2 separate regions of the Homo sapiens genome follow, and region 2 is linked to region 1. The links are chromatin contacts, found by Hi-C or POLR2A ChIA-PET in ENCODE. All regions are on one chromosome and are shown on one strand. The core of a region is the stretch at or near the end of the contact, and the rest is flanking DNA. Distances in the headings are between cores, read along the strand shown. Region 1 holds the start of KRT33A (keratin 33A). Region 2 holds the start of LINC00974 (long intergenic non-protein coding RNA 974).

Region 1 (6,235 bases), core at 3,186-5,685:
GGGATTTGATTCCTTATTTTGTCGTATAAGCTCTTTAAACATAGTTATTTAATATACTTGGCTTTAACCTTCTGTTTCTTGTATCTTCTCCTCCTTGCTAATTGTGAGTTATTTCCTTGGGTGTTTTGTTAATTTATCAGCATGAAGGTTCTTGCATTGATTCAACCCCCAAACCTTAATGATAAATAGGTCACTAGTTTAACAATCTCAAAGGAGATTTTTACTATTTACTTTTTTTTTTTACTATTTTACTATTTACTATTATTTACTATTATAATTTTAAAATTAGAGCCCACTAAGAGATAGATAGTTCAGCTTTTTAAAGTTTTCCTTTAACAACAAGCATCCTTTATTTTTCTAGTTCACCTTTTTACTAAGGGTTTAGTGTTTAGAGAGACTTGCATCGTTCGGTGGTCTCCGCCTGAACTCTCTCATAAAGACTAAAAGCCTTATCCTATTTCTTTAGTCTAATTTATCCTCTTTCAGTTTAGACTCTTTCACAAGCTCTCTGCAAGTTTGGGCAAGTCACTTCCCCTTTTGGGTCAAAGTTATCCCATTTTTAAAATGAAAGAGTTGAGTGAAATGACCAGTTAGGTCCTTGGTAACTCCAGCATGCTAAGCCTGTAGGCTTTATCTGACTTAGATAGTATTTCCAGAAAAGAAATTTAATTATCCCTTATGTGTATGTGGGAAGTATAGTCTATGGATGCGGGTCAATATGAGGTGGTTCTAGCAGCCAATCTTGGACCATGGGCTAGCAGTCAATGGCAGAATGTTTCTCCAAGGGTTACTCCTCCTTGTCTTCTCCTTCACCCGAAGCTCAGACCTCATGCCAGTCAATTCATGAGCTATAGGTAGCTTGATTTCCCTTCATTCCTTCTTAGTAGCTCACCTTTGGAATGGACAAAGTCAGCAGATATCACAAGGGCATGAATGCCGATCACAACAAAGACTTTATTTCTAGAACAGGCTCAAGTGTAATGTAGTAATTATATTGGAACAGGAGCCTCCTAGGCTTTTTTTTTTTAATAACTCATTGTTCCTCTAGAAGATTTGCAAGAATTTCCTTCTGAAATTTTAAATGTAAATTTTATTTTGTTTATTGTGCAGAAGTAACATATATTTTCAAAGAATTTGGAGAGAAGAAAAAAAACATTCATAATCCTGTCATTTAATAGCATCCAGTGTCATTGTGGTGTGTTTTCTTTAATCTCTCAATTGTCCCCATTTTAATAATAGTTTAATTTTGTTGTGACTATCTTTTGTGTACCTTACTCTGGATAAGCATATTGCTGTCGAGTAGGGTCACCATTGTTTGACCAATTGTTCTAAGTTGCTCCAAACAGATGGGATATAATCTATATCTGATGGGATATAATTATGTTTAAATTACTCCAAATTGTTGGTATATAATTGTATCATCAACTTAGAAATAATTGAAATCAGAGAGTTAACAAGAAACTGTACTATTGCTGAATTCTATCTTTATTTACACATTGACTCATAATTCTTCTTCAACACAGCATATCTATGGTTAACAAGATGTTTTTCTCACTGCCCTTGATTTCTGTCCTTAGGTAATAACAGATCAGATTGTTTGTGAAATTCTTCAACATTTCAGTAGAATGGTGATTGGGCTGATAATGCAGTGGGAATCAGAAGATCTGGGTCCTAGCTAGATGATACTAAGCAAGGCATTTCTCCATTCTGAGCCTCAGTTTCCCCTTCGTAAAACGAACGGTTTGGATGAGTTGACCATTAGGATCCCCAATATCTTGTTCCAAGATTTTCCCTCTCTCTTTTAACCATTTTCATATTTAGGATCTATGTTAGGAGGTAAGAGGGAGGAAGAGAAGAGCCAAATGCAAAGCCATCTGGTTTTTGGTCTGTAGCTGTAGCTGGGAGGCTTGGAAGCTGCTTGGATTGGTAGCTGTAGCTGGGAGGCTTGGAATCTGTTGTCTGCTTTATCCTCTGCTAGCAAGGACATAGGAAGCCCCTCCTCTTTCTGGCCAATGTATGCCTCCTCAGGCCCATACTTGAATTTTTTCCTCATTGCCTCTTTAGGATATCAAATAAGGCTCATCTTACATCTTGTGACAAAACAGAAGTGGTGTCATATGCACGGTCAGTTCAGATTACTCATGCTTCTTGGATAATTGTTCCTAAATAATAAACTATTACGAATCATCAAGTTCAAACAAGTCTGGCATCTGCGTAAAGCCCACTCCAATTATTGTATAAAAGTCTGTATTGGTAAGATCAAAGCTCCAAGCTTAATAATCAGATATATAAATTTATTGCAGCAGAACTTCTCTAAGTAATGAACATCTCAATTCTGTGTGTTTGAAGTCTTGGTTTACCGAAGTTCACTGTGGGCATTACTTTAAGAATGTGCACAGGCGCTGCGTACAGCAGGCATACCTGTGTGACCCTGGAAAGGTCCTGGTAAATTTCTGGTCAAGGCAGCCAATACCCTCTCCATGGTCCTGATCATGTGCGGCCCCTTTGCTGCACTTGGCACTTCTAACATCACCTCCTCTTGGAAGCACCCTCCTTCCTGCCCTTCTGGGATGCCATGAACTTGTTTTTATCATTTTTTTCTCACCATTTCTCCATTTATCACAGATTCTTTTTCCTTCTCCTGATCTCTGATTGGGAAATTCTCCAAAGTTTGGTCCTCAGCTCCTTGTTGCTCTTCTCTTTGTACTCTCCCTTGGCCCAGTTCTCTAACTCTCTCACTTGTACTAAACCTTATCTGTATCATCATCCCTGCCATAAATTCTAGTCTTGCATGGACTGTTGCAATAGTCTCTTTGCTGAACTCTTTGCCTCCAATCTTTCCTTCATTTTTCAAAAACAGATAAATATTTGCTAAAACATTTCCTAAAACACCTTTTGTCACACCACACTTAGGTTCAAAAGCTTATACTGGCTCTACAGCTTCTGGGGAAGTCCAAGCTGCTCCACTTCACCATCGAGACCCCCTACCATAGGGTCCCCATACAATCCCCCATAAAGCTTTAATTTCTAGCACTTCCCTTCACAACTCTCCCCTTCCTGCTGCCTAGACTTACCCTGGTCCTTCAACCATGCCTTGGGCTTTCCCACCCCATTCCTGTGTGCACATTATTCTCCTCACCTGCACTTCCTACTTTTCTCCCCTCTGCTTCTTAGAAGCCTCCCTATCCCAGCACAAATCCATTCATCCATTCCTAAGAGCCTCCAATCCTGGAGCTGCTCGCCCTCCCCAGTGTGTAAACCACTCAGTTATCACTTGTCAACTTCTGCCTCAGATTATTATTTCCTGTTCATCCCTTCATCACTCTACCCACACCCATTCAACAGTGCCTACCAGGTGCCTAGAGCTGGGGATTCAAAGACAAACTAGACCCTGCCCTTGCCTTCAGGGACCTCAAATAGAGACAGAGAGACAAGCACATAAGTCATGACAGTGTCATGCTCAAGGTAAAAAGAGAGCTTGGAGAGGAGAAAGGGACGGCCTGTCTGAAGAAGGGAAGGAAGTAAGCCATTTATATTTAAGCCAAGTGTTGTGATGAAAAGAAAAGTGATCTGCTTTGGAATCCTAGGTCCACAACTTATTATCCTCACCCTCTATGCCTTGGTGTTCTCATCTATAAAATGGGAATTATACAGTTTACCTTTAAGAGTTCTGGTGAGGAATAATGGACATCTAAGTTCTGCATGTTTGAGGATCATGTTTGTAAAAAGGATCTAGTTTGTGAAAAGTGTCCACACTACCTTGGGCTTGTGCAGTTTCTTAACAAGTAAGAACTTCTTCTGACCATAGCATTGAGTCCTATTTTCCACCCCTCCCAGTGTCTATTACATCGCCCTGGATGAAATTGTCATAGTGGATATCTATTATTTGGTTGATTGACGTCATCATGGACATGAAAAAAGCCCATCATATCAGGAAACATGGCCATCAGGAACTGTCCCAGAAAGGATCTATTCCTCTTTCTGAGAACCATGAATTTGGAATTTGGCACTTGGAAATGTGACCTAGCAAAAGACACAGGGCAAGAGCTATGCTTTTCCATTTCACCAAGGAGAGCCAGAGCTTGCCAAAGAGTTAGGGGCCTCAAGCCACAAAGCAGAACAGCAATACTGTCTCTTGACCTGCTGCACCCCACTGAAGAAGGCCAGGGCTTTCATGAGTCCAGGTCTTTGAAGTCACACCATGAAGCTCTTACATCATGACACACAGCATGGAAGAGGAGTCCCGACTTAGCGAGAAGCCCAAGTAAAGTATTTTATGAGGGGAGAGACTCTTCTGAAGAAACACAACAAATGGAGGGAAGGGCTTTTGACAATCACCAAATGAGCAAAAAAAAAAAAAAAAAAAAGGGGTTGTCTTACGTGTCCACACCCTCCATGGACGAGGTATAAATGCTCCCTGGAGGAAGGAGACCCACCGCTCTACAACCTGGAGATTTTGGACTCTGTCTTCAGCTGGACACTCCCTCCCTGCACCATGTCTTACAGTTGTGGCCTGCCCAGCCTGAGCTGCCGCACCAGCTGCTCCTCCCGGCCCTGTGTGCCCCCCAGCTGCCACGGCTGCACCCTGCCCGGGGCCTGCAACATCCCCGCCAATGTGAGCAACTGCAACTGGTTCTGTGAGGGCTCCTTCAATGGCAGTGAGAAGGAGACCATGCAGTTCCTGAACGACCGCCTGGCCAGCTACCTGGAGAAGGTGCGTCAGCTGGAGCGGGACAACGCGGAGCTGGAGAACCTCATCCGGGAGCGGTCACAGCAGCAGGAGCCCTTGGTGTGTGCCAGCTACCAGTCCTACTTCAAGACCATTGAGGAGCTCCAGCAGAAGGTGAGGAGTGGGCGACACAGTGCCTCCAGTAGGAAGTTGTCGGGAGAGAATCCGAGTTGTGATTGAGAAACAACGTAAGCTCTTGATGTGAATGAAAAGCTGAAAACTGGCCTTTCCATTTTGTTTTTTGAGGGCCCATCTAATACTAGACTTGGGACTGTTAGGTCTAAATATTTGCATAGTGTTAGTCTATGTGGAGGTAGCAGCACTTTGCATAAATGAGCTGTAATTAAAAACTACCTCTGAATGCTTCCATGCACCTGCCAAGCTCCAGAATTATTACCCTGAGGTGAGAGAAAAGGACTGAGTCCAAAGGAAGCTGGGGAAACGGAATCTTTTGTAAAGACTGGGCCATTTTCTTTCTCCCTCATCTGAGCTTTTTGCCCCTTGGACTGCTGGCTGCCTCTCTCTTCTAGGTTCCTACTTATCCTGATTTCATTGTCCTCACCTTCATGCCTCTGGGCTTCTCCTGGTGCACAGTGTCCAGTGAGAGCCTAAAATGTTTGGCCCAAATTGGGAAGATTGGAAATTACCTAGGACAAAGTAGTCCCAGTTGTCTGGGACATCTGGGAACATGTGGCTTCTTCCCTGATCCAGTCCCCTGCAATTGCTAGTTTACCTATTTGTCTTTTCTGCTTGATTGAAAGTTTCTTGAGGGCAGGATCAAGTGCTTACCAATTTTTGTATCCTCAGCTCCTAGTATCATGCCAGAAACATAGTAGGTGTTTTTCATAAATGTCAACTATTATGATCAGCTTCTCAGTATTGCTCATTAGGATAGAAAAAAGATTATCTACTTATACTTTTTGCATATTTTGGTGTTCTTTTTTTGAATATAATTTTGGAAATATTCATTGAGTACCTGCTGTATATAGAAAGCATTTAATAAGATAGACATCCTGATCCTTCCAAGGAAGTGAATTAGGAAGGACTGCCATTGGTGAAAAATTACCAAGTCCTTGCTCATTCTTGAATGTTTTGGGCCTTCTAGATCCTGTGCAGCAAGTCTGAGAATGCCAGGCTTGTGGTGCAGATCGACAATGCCAAGCTGGCCTCAGATGACTTCAGGACCAAGTGAGTGGGCAAGCGGGGTGTTGCTGTTTATTTCTCTTCTCTGGCAGCCCTCCTTTCCTTTAGCCTGTTGTCAACACAAGTTAAACAAACAGTGACTGAGCTATGTTCTAGCTGCTTTCTCCAAGATTCACAGAGCCACCACACACCGTAGCTCAGAGATCCTTTCCCCAGGCCTTAGACTTCCTTTCCTCCTTCTTCTCCTCTGTGACGTGACACCCCTAGTCGTACTGTGAGTTAGTGTAGACGTGTTGGCCCCCGATGTTCTCCTATGCACAGAACCCATTCATGAGAATGGAGAATGTGGAAGCATATTATTTT
Region 2 (6,089 bases), core at 2,766-5,265, 200 kb before region 1:
CTCTGGTGAATGCTTGCACATTAACTGAGCTGGTTCAAAAATTCATTCCCAATCCCAGTCTTCACATTTCTGCTCATACAGGTTAGCAGCAGCTTGAAATTCTCCTGGTGTGTAAATCTTTTTCTCTAAGCTTTGTCTTTGTAATTGGCCTCTTCCCCCAGGTATGCTGGCATCTGGCTTATTTATAATTCTGAAAGCAATGAAGGGTGGTAGGGTAGAGTGTGAAGATAATTTGGAGTTTGGAGTCTATTAAATTCTCTAATACCTTCCTGTTCCAATTCTGTGGGTGTCCCTCTTTCCTGATCAGTGCTCTAACTTTTATATAAGAGACTTGGCAAGGTTGTGATTTCAACTTGGAGAAGTCAATTTTGAGTTTATTAACTACTTCAGCATTGTAGCTACAAGAAATGAGATATTTTTAAAGAATAATTGTGGACAGTCCCTGGTCCTCTGACTGTCTACAGAATCAGGAACTTAGAACTTCAAGTGTATTACTCCTTCTCTAAGCTCTTCAGTACAGTTAAAAGAAACAAGCCCACTCCAATTTAATTCACATGCTGTGGGCTTCTAGAAGCTCATTTTAATCATAGCCAGATTTTCACTGGCCCATCTAGGCCAGATAACCAAAGTGATTCTCATGTCATTCATTCAACAAACTTCACTGGATAAATATGTATCAAGCTCCTTTTATGCCAGGCACTGTCCTAGGTGCTTGGGATATATCAATGAACAAAAGAGACAAAGATTTCTGCCTCTATAGAGCTTGCATTATAGGTAAGGGTTGGGCAAGAGCAACAAATGTAATAAAGAAATAAATAATACTATACTTGAAGGTGGTAAGTGCGCAAAGAAGTAGGGAATATCAAGGGAGATTGGAGTGCTATGGCAGGGTGGGGAGGAGAGCAATGTTAAATAGGATGGCCAAGGTTGGGTTCACTGAGAAGGTAAAACATAAGCAATGACTTTGCGATGGAATAGTTGCCCTGACGCCCTTCATGGGCGGGAACTGGAGCACTTTGTTTTTTGTTTTTGTTTTGTTTTTTTTTGAGACTGAGTCTCGCCCTGTTGCCCAGGCTGGAGTGCAGTGGTGAGATTTCAGGTCACTGCAACCTCCGTCTCCCGGGTTCAAGTGATTCTCCTGCCTCAGCCTCCCGAGTCGCTGGGATTACAGGCACGGGCCACCAAGCCCGTCTAATTTTGTATTTTTAGTAGAGATGGGGTTTCTTATGTTGGGATTACAGGCACACACCATCACGCCCAGCTAAGGAGCACTTTGTTTCACTCAGCCTGTTGCTGGCCACTCCTTGTGGGAGTGAGTGTGTGAGCAAGTGTGGGAACCGGAGCAAATGAACGCTGGAACCAGCCGGTTGCTCCTCTCTGGCAGGAGCAGGCTCTGTTCGGGCCCTGCAGCAGCGTCCCTATTCTTTCAGCTGTGCTGTCAGGGGATGGCCAAATACCAACCAGTTCAATGGAGGTTCAGGGTGGCAGCCCCTGCCTTCTTGGCACCCAGGTTCTTGTCTGGCGTCCAGGAAGAAGAATCAGGTCACATAAACTGTTTGAAAGGTGACGAATGCAAAATACTTTACTGGGTGTTGGGTGGCTCTCAGTGGAAAGGGAGGATGGAAAGGTGATGGGATGGTGATCTTTCCCTGAAGCCCCACCGTCTCCGGCAGGGCCCCTCTCCAAAGCTGCACCATCTGAAGTTAGCCAGATCTATCCACAGTCTCCGATGCTCAGTTGCTTTTCTGCTCGCCGCTCAGCTGCTTATATCCTCAGTGCTCAGCCGCTTGTGTTGCTCTGCCAGCTGAAGTCTTTTATGGGCACAGCATGTGGGCAGGCAGGCCAAAAAGGTAACATTTTTGGGGAAAATGGGGTCCTTTAGGGCCGAGGTTCCAGGCTTAAGGGTAGGGTTTAGCCAGGAGCCCAGCCCTTCTGTATCAACTTGACGGAGTGAGGGAGGCAGTCAAGCGTGTGTGGGGACCACTCCAGGCACAGCAGCTAGTGCTGATGATCATCCTAACACACAGTGCCTTGAGCAGAGGAGTGACAGGCCACTTGATGAGAGGCTGCGAGGCTAGGAGCAGAAACAGAGAGCCCAGTGTGCAGGGAGGTGAAGAGCCCCTGGCACTCAGAGTGAAGACGGTCAGAGGTGGCTGGATTCTGAGCATCATCTGAAGAAAGCACTGCCAGGAGTTCTTGAAGGACTGCATATTGTAAAAGAAAGAAGTCAAGGAGGTCTCTGAGTCTTTTGTCTGAGCAACTGGATGATAGGAGTTGTGGGATGGAAGTTGGCTGGTATGAAAGATGGGGAGTCAGTTTCAGACATGCTAAATTTACATTGTCTTTTGGACACCCAAACGGAGATCTTTTAGAAGTCTCATGCCAGTAATCACACTTGTTACTAAATTCTGTAGCCATCAGGGTTTTTGCCTGCAAAGATCAGAAGCCACACTCTGAAGCCAGTTTGTTAAAGGATGTTAGGTAAGCCATAGACTCTCCAGGAAGAACTCGCAGGGAACAGGTTTGAAGGCAGCACAGCCCGGAGCAAGCCCACCCTTGCCACTATCTGCAGGTGCAGATTCAGTAGCCCATTCCACTTGGCGCTATCACCAAACTTGTGGCGCTGCTGCTTCTAGAAACTGGAGGTCTGCAGTTATTCCTTCCAGCATGGATTCCACCAGGTGCCTCCTTTTTTAGGACATTAGCTCCCAGCTTACAGGCTTCTGTGATGTGTGTGACTGATCATGTGTCTGTGCTCCAGCTGCAAGGGAGGCTGGAAGGCTAATTTCTGGCTTCTATAGCCAGGAGGCACAGACACTAGAGGGAGAATTCCTTTACAAAGGAGCTGGGCGACTAAGTGTAAGAACAATTGTCCACAAGGAAGGAGCAAGGACTAACACTGATTGCGCACTTAATAATGTTCCAGGCACTTCGCTAAGCATTTTATATAAGATAAGGGAATAAACCCTGTATCTAATCTTCACAGCAATCTCATGATGCTGTCCTTGTTTTCATTTTACACATGAGGAAACATTTTTAGCGAGATTAAATGACTTGCTGAAAAGGTCACACAGCTCCTAAGCAGTGGAGACAGGAACTGAATCTAGGAAGTCTGATCCAAGGACACTGGGATTATGAAGCCCATTTTATAGATGAGGAAATTCTAAGTTAGAGAGGTTAAGTAACTTGTCCAAGGTCACATAGCTTGTAAATGATCAAGCAAAGATATAATTCCAGTTTGGCCTGGCTCCAAAGCTGGTGCTCTGTTTCCTGTTCTCTATGGCCTTGAGCAATTATTGAGCCCCAAAAGAATACAGAGGCTAGCAAATCCCATAAGCAGAGGCTTGTCAAAAATACCTTATGTGGGCTGGGTGTGGCGGCTCATGTCTGTATTCCCAGCACTTTGAGAGGCTGAGGTAGGAGGATCACTTGAAGCCAGAAATTTGAGATCAGCCTGGGCAACAGAGCAAGACCCCGCATCTACCAAAAAAAGAAAAAAATATTGGACAGGCATGGTGGCATGCACCTGTTGTCCTAATTACTGGGTTACTTGGGAGGCTGAGGTGGGAGGATCACTTGAGCCCAGAAGTTTGAGGCTGCTGTGAACCATGATCATACCACTGTACTCCAGCCAGGGCAACAGAATGAGACTGTCTCTAAATTAAAAAAAAAAAAAGAAAAAGAAAAGAAAAAAAAAGGAAAGAAAAAAGGCTTACGTGGGAAGCAATGACTGTATGAAGAGCTGAGAATAAGACGAGTGACCTGGCACAGGTAGATTCTTTCCTGGGATCTCAGATTCCCCCTAGAAGGCCCTGGGTCTGTGCTTGTCAAAGGAAGGAATGGGTGAATGAGCAAACGGTGCAGGGAGGAGGATGACAGAGGAGGGTCTCTATTATTATTCATATCATTCTAACAGTCCGCAAATATCTACCCAAATCTCTAGAGCTTTGATCTCGAGTCCCCGCCCCTTGGAGTGTCCTGCTTGGTTGTGGAGGCTGCTGCTGCTGCTGCAGCCTCTTGGCTTCAGGCTCTGAAGCACTCCCCATCTCAGGCCCAAACAGGAATAAAATCAGTTCCTTTCTCTGTTCCTCTTACTAGACTGAGATCCACTGGGATTGTCTGAGGGAATTCTTGTGAAACCAGAAAGAAAGTTCAAGAAATGATGCAACAACAACAAAATAAAACCCAGGAGAAATAGTACGACAAGAAGTTAAAAGATCGTGAGGAGAGGTAAGGCCTGGTGGGTCCTCACCTGCCTGTTTTTGAAAATCTCGTATTGGAGTTCCTGTCTATTTTCATCCCCTCTTCAAGTCATTCATTCATTCATTCATTCATTCATTCATTCAACAGATCTTCACTGGGTGCCTATTCTGTGGCAGGGATTGGGAATAGATGGAATTGTGAGCAGAACAGACAAGGTCTCTGCCCCCATGGGCTCACAGTCTGGTGCCAGAGGCAGACAGGCAGACAGGCCAGTGCTGAGTGAGTGCCATCGGTGATGAGAGGGATGGGCTGTACTTTCAGATGGGGTCTCCTGAGCTGGCCATGGTGGCTAGGGAAGCTTCCTAGGATAGGCATGGGCCAGGAAGCTTCCATATGTCATTTTGTTGATTTCTCACAACTGTGTGAGGTTGCTCTTGTTGCTTCCATTTACAGATGAGGAAACTGAGGCTCAGAGAAGAAAAGTTCCTTGCCCAAGTCACCCACACCAGTGTTGATCTGGCTCCCTACCTCCTGCTCTTAGCACGACCTATCTGGCCTCTAACAATTTTTAACACTTTTTAAGATTGCGCTGTGGCCTCAATTTTCTCCAAGAGTTACCTTGATCTCTCCCCAGGAAGATCAAAGCTGTCGGAGAACACATGAGTATCAGAAGCAGAGTGTGGGTGCAGAGGGGTCCTGGGTGAATAACCCTGCAAGGACAGACAGTCCCTAAGGACGGCTCTGCACCCACATGCTGGGTGTGACACTCATGTGTCCTCCGATGGCTTTGATATTCCTGAGCTTTCTTCCCACCCGGGAATCCCTCAGTCTGTCTTTGCTGCTACCAGCACCCTCAGCCTCAGAGACATGCCATCCTCACCCGAACTCAGGCCAAACTCTCAAACATGATTCCTTTCATCTCTTGCCCTCACCATGACTCAGTCATGTTGGGGTTGTCAGAAGGAGCATTTGTCAAGATGGAGGGAAACCTCAGGGAAGTGAATCAACACCAAACCCATAAGAGTCAAGCTTGAGATTCAAAGGTGGGGTGTGTGTGGGGAGGAAGGTTAGCTTCCCCAAGTTCTCTGCTCATTGGGAGCCCCAAGTGGAGACTCTGCCTGTCATTGACCCCTTCATTCAATGGGTAATCACTGAGGGCCTACTCTGTGCCAGGCATGGGGCTAGTAGCTGGGGCTACTACAGTGACCCAGGCAGAGTCTGCCCCCATAGAGTCTTGTCGGAGAGACCAACAGGTAACAGCCACCTCCATACAGTATGCTGCATTCCATTAGGGGGAAGCCCAGGGACTCTGGGCCACACAGCAGAAACAACTAACACAGTCTTGGGAGGCAGGGAACATTCTTTGGAGAAAGTGTTGGGTCAACACACCAGGAAGATGTTGGATTTGATATTTGATATTTGGTGGAGGTGATATTTGGTGGAGGTGATATTCAATGGAGGTGGTGTGCATGTGTGTTTGTGTGTGTGTGTGTGTGTGTTTGTGTGTGTTGGGGGTGGGCAGTTCTGGGTAGGGGGAACTGCATCAGTGAAGGCCTGGAGGTGTGACTGAAAGTGGCCCACTGGAGGAGCTGGAACTTGAACTTCCTGGGGCTACTGTGCAGAGGGTGAGGAGGGGCTGAAGAGGGATGACGAGGTGCTGGTGGGAGTAGGCGGTCAGTCGTGGAGGACTTGCTCATGGTGGGGAGACTGAACTGTACCCCGAGAGCCACAGAGAAGCACATGTCCCTTTTGTTTTCACCTTTTTCTAGCCCTGCAGTGGAGGAGGAGAACCTGTTGGCCAGGAACTGCCAACAGCTTTTGTTCTGGATAAGCCCCTCGTGGAGGAGGACAAGGCAAGAAGATGGGTCTTCATCCTAACCCACGGA

Evidence for each region. A loop is a pair of places that touch in the nucleus more often than their neighbours do. ChIA-PET counts read pairs that join two places held with the same protein, here RNA polymerase II (POLR2A). Pooled maps may share reads with other maps.
Region 2: a map of astrocyte of the cerebellum shows a loop between it and region 1 (4-fold over the local background). The contact joins the promoter of LINC00974 here to the promoter of KRT33A in region 1. A Hi-C loop is called at or near these places in 3 of 168 maps with a recorded cell type or tissue (CD4-positive, alpha-beta T cell, astrocyte of the cerebellum and naive thymus-derived CD4-positive, alpha-beta T cell), 3 of 37 single-sample maps with no recorded cell type and 10 of 50 pooled maps. POLR2A ChIA-PET finds 5 or more read pairs at or near these places in 2 of 52 experiments (CD4-positive, alpha-beta memory T cell and RWPE1).

What each region holds. Positions count from the first base shown.
Region 1 is chr17:41,349,028-41,355,262 of GRCh38, reverse strand. It overlaps KRT33A (keratin 33A), which reads left to right and starts at 4,435. Exons shown (of 7, transcript NM_004138.4): 1 at 4,435-4,843; 2 at 5,835-5,917. The coding sequence starts at 4,496. It overlaps LOC105371778 (a long non-coding RNA gene), which reads right to left and starts at 3,766. Exons shown (of 2, transcript XR_001753056.1): 1 at 3,660-3,766; 2 at 1,465-2,841.
Region 2 is chr17:41,552,421-41,558,509 of GRCh38, reverse strand. It overlaps LINC00974 (long intergenic non-protein coding RNA 974), which reads left to right and starts at 4,015. Exons shown (of 3, transcript NR_038442.1): 1 at 4,015-4,230; 2 at 5,973-6,089. RefSeq lists an enhancer at 5,695-6,089.